Regions from separate parts of the Homo sapiens genome. Here all the other regions are linked to region 3. A link is a loop called in an ENCODE intact Hi-C map of the cell type or tissue named here. Cell type or tissue: heart right ventricle. All regions are shown on one strand. Region 1 overlaps THSD4 (thrombospondin type 1 domain containing 4). Region 2 overlaps THSD4 (thrombospondin type 1 domain containing 4). Region 3 overlaps THSD4 (thrombospondin type 1 domain containing 4).

What was found. Hi-C counts contacts between places; a loop is a spot of excess contacts. Peaks named below come from ENCODE experiments on the same cell type or tissue, not always from the same donor. Only the 100,000 strongest peaks of a DNase experiment are listed, where the experiment ranks them.
Region 1: it touches region 3 in a loop (2.0-fold over the local background); 12 of 110 quality-filtered maps call a loop at or near these places.
Region 2: it touches region 3 in a loop (2.3-fold over the local background); 5 of 110 quality-filtered maps call a loop at or near these places.

The regions. Positions count from the first base shown.
Region 1 is chr15:71,236,516-71,239,015 of GRCh38, forward strand. All of the region lies in intron 4 of THSD4 (thrombospondin type 1 domain containing 4), which reads left to right. Among named protein-coding and RNA genes, the nearest start is that of THSD4-AS1, 49 kb to the left of the region's middle. In heart right ventricle, no CTCF peak of the experiment used is centred here; a DNase peak (open chromatin) is centred at 1,366; H3K27ac peaks cover 1,973 bases.
Region 2 is chr15:71,184,056-71,186,555 of GRCh38, forward strand. All of the region lies in intron 3 of THSD4 (thrombospondin type 1 domain containing 4), which reads left to right. It overlaps THSD4-AS1 (THSD4 antisense RNA 1), which reads right to left. Exons shown (of 3, transcript NR_120351.1): 2 at 1,370-1,451. Among named protein-coding and RNA genes, the nearest start is that of THSD4-AS1, 3.8 kb to the right of the region's middle. In heart right ventricle, no CTCF peak of the experiment used is centred here; no DNase peak of the experiment used is centred here; H3K27ac peaks cover 2,408 bases.
Region 3 is chr15:71,125,130-71,127,629 of GRCh38, forward strand. All of the region lies in intron 1 of THSD4 (thrombospondin type 1 domain containing 4), which reads left to right. Among named protein-coding and RNA genes, the nearest start is that of CT62, 11 kb to the left of the region's middle. In heart right ventricle, a CTCF peak has its summit at 1,128; no DNase peak of the experiment used is centred here; H3K27ac peaks cover 2,500 bases.

The DNA.
Region 1 (2,500 bases), 110 kb after region 3:
TCAGGGCCATAATAGTTTAACAGTCTTTTAATAAGATATAATAATTCATATAACAGAAATTAAACAGGCACAATAATGATGAGGGGAGATTTTTCTCCCTTTGGCAATAGTGGTTTGAGCCATTCGTTTGTTATTTCAGCTTTTCTAGGGTCAATTAACTGAGCACCTATTATGTGCTAGTCATTGTAGTAGGCTATAGGGATATAAGAAATAAGGCATAGTCCCTGCCCTGAAGGAGCCTGCAGCCTGGTCAACTAAGGCAGGTGTGCAAACAATAAGCATAATAGAAGATTGTGCTGTGACAGCTACATGAGGCCCAGTGGAAGGACAAAAGAGAAGGGCATCAGTTCTTTGAAGGAGAGGGTTGGAGGGCGGTTTGGACCAGGAAAAACTTCATTGACACCAAAATGCTTCCGTTGAATCCTGAAGGGTGACTAGGTCATTATTTTGGGAAACGATGCTGGAGAAAGCAGCTGAGGAGGAGGAAACAGCATAGGTCAAAACATGGAGAATAAAGTCCCTTGGCCTACTGAGGAGGTACAAGTGGTGTGGGTGGTCCATGCAGGGCCAGGGCTGACAAGAGATGCAGCAGGAGCCAGGCTGTGTAGGTTGAGTGGGTAAGCCAAGGAGTTTGGGTGGAATGCAGAGAGAAGGGGTGGGTGGAAGAGCCAGCCGTCTTCAGGGGATGGTGGTACTTGGGAGTAAGACAGAACAGTGGTTCTCACTGTGGCCCACAGACCAAGAGCATCATCATCATCTGAGAACTTGTTAAAAATGCAGATTCTCAGGCCGTGCCCTAGACCAATGGAATCGGAGTTTTTGCAGGTGGGGCTTCACAGTCTTTTGTAACAAGTCTTCTAGGTGAGTCTGATGCTTGTTCAAGTTTAAGGACTACTGAGATAGAGAATATGGGAAGAGCTAGAGGGGCATCAGTTTTGTGGAGGAAAGATGGTCAATCCGGACTTGAGTGTGTTGACTTCGAAGTGACACGTGGAGCTATCAAAGTGCAGTCCCAGGACCCACCACATCAGCTTCATCTGGGAGCTTGTTACAAATGAAGCAGAGGCCTGTGCTAGACCCGCTGAAGCAGAAGCTGGATTTTAGTGAGACCCCCGGGTGACTTATGTGCACTTTTCAGGCTCTAGTCTGGAGGTTAGCTAGGCACATGGGGTTGATGCTCGGGAGAGGGATCTTGGCAGGAAACAGAAAGGCGGGAGTTGTCAGTTCCAGGTGATGATTGCAGATGACACATTTCCAGGGTGAGTGTGTAGGGAGGGAGACTGGATGGAGTGACTTTGCTTGAGTCATGCTGACTGCTTAGCATTATCTTTGTAGAGCTGTGGAAGATCACACATAACCAGCCCTGGATGGCAGCCAGCCTGTTGTAAGGAAAACATGCTGTTTGCAGCCATTATCTCAACAACTATTATAGCAACAGCAATTTTCCCAGACGCCCGTTGGATGAACTGGGCCTGGAACCTGGACTTAGAACCCTTACTGTGCACTGTCATGTTCTTCTCATAGAGCCCTACTTTATGGTGGTGTGGGGGCGGGGTGGGGGTGTTCCATGTACTTACGTTGTCAGGGCTGGAAATGTGAACAAGTGGAAAAAAAAATCACACATGATGCTCAATAGGCACTCATAGAAGTTGCTCAATAAAGGTTTGTTAAATATTGTTGAAACAAATCATTAAAAATTGCTTTCAGATTTAAAAAATGCATTTCTATCAGTAAGTTCAATTTGACTTTACAACATCCTTGTAAGTAAACATGCTTTCTTAAAAAAAACTTTATTGAGATATAACTTACATACCGTAAAAATCACCATTTAAAAATACTATGTAACTCAATAGTTTTTGGTATATTTACAAGGTTGTGTGACTATCACGACTATCTAATTGCAGAACAGTTCCATCATCCTAAAAAGACACTCCATCCCTTTAGCAGTCACTCTCTTTTCCCCTCTCTCCCCAATCCCTGGAAACCACTCTCTGTCTCTATGGATTTGCCTATTCTAGACATTCTATAGAAATGGAATCATATGTGTCTGGCTTCTTTCACTTCTTTCACTTAGAATATTTTGTAGGTTTATCTATGTTACAGTATATATCAGCACTTATGGCTGAATAATAATCCACTCTGTGGGTATACCAATGTTTTATTTCTCTCTACATCAGTTGATAGGCATTTGGGTTGTTTCTGCATTTTTGGCTATTATGAATAATGTAGCTATGAACATTCATGTATAAGTTTATATACAAATGTATGTTTTCATTTCTCTTGGGCATATACCTAGGACTGCAATTGCTAGGTCTTGTGGTAACACTACATTTAGTCTTTTGAGGAGCTCCGAGATAGTTTTCCAAAGTGACTACACCATTTTACCTACCCACTAGGAATGTATGAGGTTACCAATTTATCTTTCCCAACACACTATTATCTGTCTTTTTTGAGTATAGCCATCCTAGTGAACATGAAATGGTCATGCTCTCATTTTACA
Region 2 (2,500 bases), 59 kb after region 3:
TCTTTTCCCTGGGCTTGTTTTTGAAGAGTCATGTTAGATCTGCCTCTTAAACCACATGTTTGGAGGCACAGGGTCATTCCTGCTGTTACACTGAGGTTTCTGTAGTAGGAGGGGCTCCTCTTTAAAGTATTCTCCCTCTTCTCAATCTCAGGATTCTCTGGAAAGAGGAAGAAAGCACATAGCCTTCTTCAGACTTCTGATTGTGGCTACCCTTGAAGACAAGCCTCCCAGCCTTTGTAGCTTAAGGAATTTACTGCTTATCACTACGGAAAAGAAGCAGGTGTCCCAAAATCTCACACTTGGGAAATCTTGCTGTGTGAGATGGGACAGCATGGTCCTTGGTCCAGGTTCTCCATGCCCCGTGCCCTTGTTAAGAGTTACACAGATGGTTAACTTTGATGGAATGCTCACCATGTCCCAGACCCTGGGCTAAGCACTTTATAAGGATTGGCCTGTTAACTTTTCACGTTTACCATCTAAAGCAGATATTTTTGTCTCAATTTCATAGATGAGGAGACCTCAGCCTAGAGACATTAAATCCACTGCTACCCAGAGGTAGAAGCATGGATTTAAACCCAGGCATCTGGCTGCAAAGCTGAACCCCAGTGATGCATATCCTCCCATCTGCTCACATGGCACCATCTCCCTTGGTCTCTAGAAAGTGGCAGCTTCCTCCTTGGACTGTCCCCTGTTCTGCTCTAGTTAGATTTAAGCTCCTACATTCCATCCTGGTCATATACAACTGTCTATCATTAGGTTACCCTCACGCTGTCCTGAAATGTGATGGAAGTAGTTTCGTTTTGTTGTTTTGTTTTGTTTTCATGTTAATAATGTCACTGAGACCCACCCGCTCCCCAAACCCTTTGGTTTTTTTTGGCTCTCCCTATGCTGAACACTAAACCCATTTCTTCCCTGCCTTTAGGCTGACCTTGAGCTTCTGCTAACTGATAAGTCTCCTTTTGAGGCGTAAACCGACCTTTTAAATTGCATCAAAACCTTTGAGCTAAGCCCATTGGCCACAGAGTTTACCTTGCTGGCACCAGGTTTCCTAATACCTACATTTCCTAAGACCAACTTCTTTAAAACTGTTAATTCTCTAAGCAAAGAGTGGTCACTTTTAGTACACATTCAGCTCCATCCCAGATACAGGATTCCTTATAAGCCAAATATAAAGATCTTAGGGTGGAAAAAGAGTTATACCTAATTTAAAGGGCCTTTACTGGAATTTTATTGTATTGAATATTGTTCAAAATATGTTGGCCATTGGAAAGTGTGGTGTCTTTTTCCTCCTGTGACATTGGTAGTTTGTGTGAACAGGTTATGATTTGGACCATAAATCCATGCATTACCTGATTTCTCTTTGGCCTACCTTGTTTTCGTTATGCTGAGGCCACATGGATCTGCTTTGATTTTCCAATTTCTATTACAACCGTGGCTTTGAGAGCATTGTCCTTAGAGTGAAAAAAATAACAACAATATCTGTAGAAAGCACTCAGAGAAAATGAAGGCCATAAAATGTCAAAGTACAAATGAATTATGTAGAATCTTTGTTTGAGAATATTTCTGAGTAGCATCGAGAACATTCTGTTCTCTTCCTTTATTTTCTTCCTGTGCCTTTCACAGGGAAGACGTGTCACAGAGATACAGACCCGCAGGAGGAGGGCTTATTGTTTAGTATGGATTTATTCGTTGATTCAGATAATGCAGGAGGTTTATTGAACACCTACTGTGTGCCAGGCACTGGAGATATGCTGGTGATGTACCCACCCCTCCCTGGAAGAGCCCGGAGCCTAATGGGGAAGACAGGAATAAACAAGTGCAGTGCAGTCAGGAGGTGCACTGCAATGGTTAAAGTCTGGCCAGAGTTTGTGATCACAGAGGAGAGTGACAATGATGACAGTGACAACCAACGTTTGTTAAACACTTTCTGTATGTTGGGCACTGTGCTTTCTACACATTATCTATTTTTTAATCCTGGCAACAACTTTGTGTCGTAGAAGCTACTATTGTCCCCTTTATACAGAGGAAGAAATTGAGACTCAAAGACAACATTTCTAAGCTGAATCTTAAAAGCAAAGTAAGAATTATCCAGGGACAATTTTGTAATTAATAAGTAAGATGCAATGGGGGGAAAAGAGGCATTATCCACAGGGAAGAAGGAAGGGGCCATGATTCTGGGATGAGGAATAGCAAATACAAAGACATGGAGGAAATGGATGAGATGACCTTTGTGTGCCAGGGTGGCAGTGGGAGCCAGGGCAGCTGAACCTCATTTACACAACCTGGTCCTGCCCATGGTTTTGGGATTTCAACTGTGTGACCTGTTGTCATGGAAGAGCAACCTGTGTTTCCCAATACCCGACTTCAGCTCTCCTTGCCCCTCAAGTGGCAGAGCCACTTAATTAGATAATGTTCCCATGTGATTGGGGTGACGAATTCAACCTTGAAGTGGTTGTTCCAGTGACTCTGAGATTAAGCTCAACAGCTGGGCGTCTCTGGG
Region 3 (2,500 bases):
AAGGCAAGGAAAGGGAAAGGAAAAGAAAAGAGAAAAGAGAAGAAAAGAAAAAATTTTATACCCTACACTGGTTTATTATTGTGTACTCTCCTGGAGTCCAGCAGCTCTGCCTGACTCCCAACAGCCTGCTGGCTGGAGTTTGGAACTTGATTCTAGCTGGAATTTTTTTATTGTAAAAGGCAGGCGAGAGCATAGACGGAGCACCAAGGCTTGTGTCTGGCACACAGTGAATGTGGAATAAACTTTTGCTCCCTCTTTTCCCTTTTCTTTCCTCCTCACTCAAAAGTTCTGTATATTTGGTCAGATCCAAAACATGCTGAGCCTCTTTGAAATTGTTACTTTGGTTCTTTCCACATGCAATAAAGTCACTAACCTTTTTAAATGGAAACAAAAACAAAGACTGTTAGAAAGCAGAGTTTCCCCTCCCGGGTCACCAGCTTTCCCTTACTGGAGAATAAGCAGGGCTGTGCTGAGACCGCGGCTGGCCAGCCAGGGCCAGAGGGAGGCCCCAGGTCCGAAGAAGGCGCCTCCAGCTGGGTGCAGACCCAGCTCTCCAGTCAGGAGGGGGGCGCCAGGCCTGCTGGCTGCTCCTGGGTGTATCTTGGTTTCAGAGATTCCAACAGTAGGAAAGCCAGAACCTCTCCAGATGGAAGACCACCAGCCCCGAAGGTGACTGTGGTGCTGTGGTTCTTGGCTCGGGAACATGTTTTTGCTGTGTATGTTGGATGGGAGACCCGTCTTAAGTAGACGTGTGTTTGTGTTGTTTAGGGGGTGGTGGCGCACAGCCACATGTGCTTTCTGGCCTGGGGTCTGGCAGGATGTGAAGGGAGGCAGCCGCTCGCTGTCCTTTGGCTGGTGAGATCTTTCATTATTCTGTTGGGCAGGGGGCTGGCATTCTTCCTGTGTGTTTGGTTTAGAAGCGAGTGGTCTTGCAGCCAAGGGCATGGGCGTTGAGCCCCAGCTTTGTCACTAACTTGTTTGACGTCCAGCAATCCATTTCCATCTCCGGGACACTAATTCTTCATTCCTACTGGCGTGGTCAGAGGAGGCCTAGTGGACAGTCAGGGCTCTTACCACCACCCAGCAGTAACGAAGCCATGCATCCCTCTGAGCCTCCCTGCTGTGGTACCAGCACAGGCCACAGGAGGCTCTCCTGCCCCTCCAAGCCAGGGACATGTCATTGGGGACCTGGTGGGGAGCTGGAACTCCCACCTCTACCCAGAAGCAATGACGACTCCCCTTTCCCCCTCGGGTGTTACTAGAGGCCAAGTGGGGAACCTGGCCTTCTGTTCCCACGTGGCCATCATGTTGGGGGCCCCCTTCCTTGCTGGAGCAGTGTCAGAAGAAGCCAGGGAATAGGGAAAGTTTAAATAAGATCTAGCACCTCATACCATAATACCTAAAATGTCCAGGTTTCAATGGAAAATCACTCATCACACTGAGAACCAGGAAGATCTCACACTGAATGAAAAAGACAATCAGTTGATGCCAGCACTGAGTTGACAGAGATGTGGGAATATCTCACAAAGACTTTGAAGCGGCCATCATAAAAATGCCTCAAGGAGCAATTATGACCATGCCTGAGGCAAATAAAGAAAATATAAATGAGAAGTCTCAGCAAAGAAATAGAAGAATCAAATGGAAATTTTATTTTCAAAAAATTGTAAAACATTTTATTGTAGATTGACAATTTATAACTGCATTATATTATGGGGCACAAAGTGATGCTATGATTTATGAATACAATGTGGAATAATGAAATCAACCTAACATATTCCTCACCTCAAATACTTATCATTTTTTGTAGTGAGAATATCTGAAATTTACTCTTAGGAAGTTTGAAATGTACAAAATACTGCTATTAACTATTTTCACTGCACTATGCAATAGATCTCAAAAAAGGCTTATTCCTCCTGTCTGAGTCTCTCTACCCTTTAACCATAACCTCACCATTGCCCCCACCCTCCAGCCTCTGTAGCTACCATTCTACTCTTTGCTTCTGTGAGTTTGATGTTTTAGATTCCACATATAAGTAAAAACATGTGGTATTTGTCTTTCTGTGCCTGGCTTATTTCATTTAGCTTAATGTCCTGCAGGTTCATCCATGTTGTAGCATGTAGGATTTTCTTCCTTTTTAAGGTTGAATAATGTCCCATCATATGCATAGGTATACCATGTTCATCTGTTGATGGACACATAGATTGATTCCATGACTTGGCTATTGTGAATAGTGCTGCATTGAACATGGGAGTGCAGATCTCTCTTGACAAACTGATTTCAAATCTTTTGGGTAAATACCCAGAAGTGGGATTCCTAGATCATATGGTAATTCTATTTTTAGTTCTTTGAGGAAGCTCTATACAATTTTCCATAATGGCTGTACTAATTTACATTCCCACCAATAGTATGCAAGATTTTCTTTTTCTCCACATACTCACCAACACTTGATTTATTTTATCTTTTTGATAATAGCCATTCTGACAGGTGTGAGATGATATCT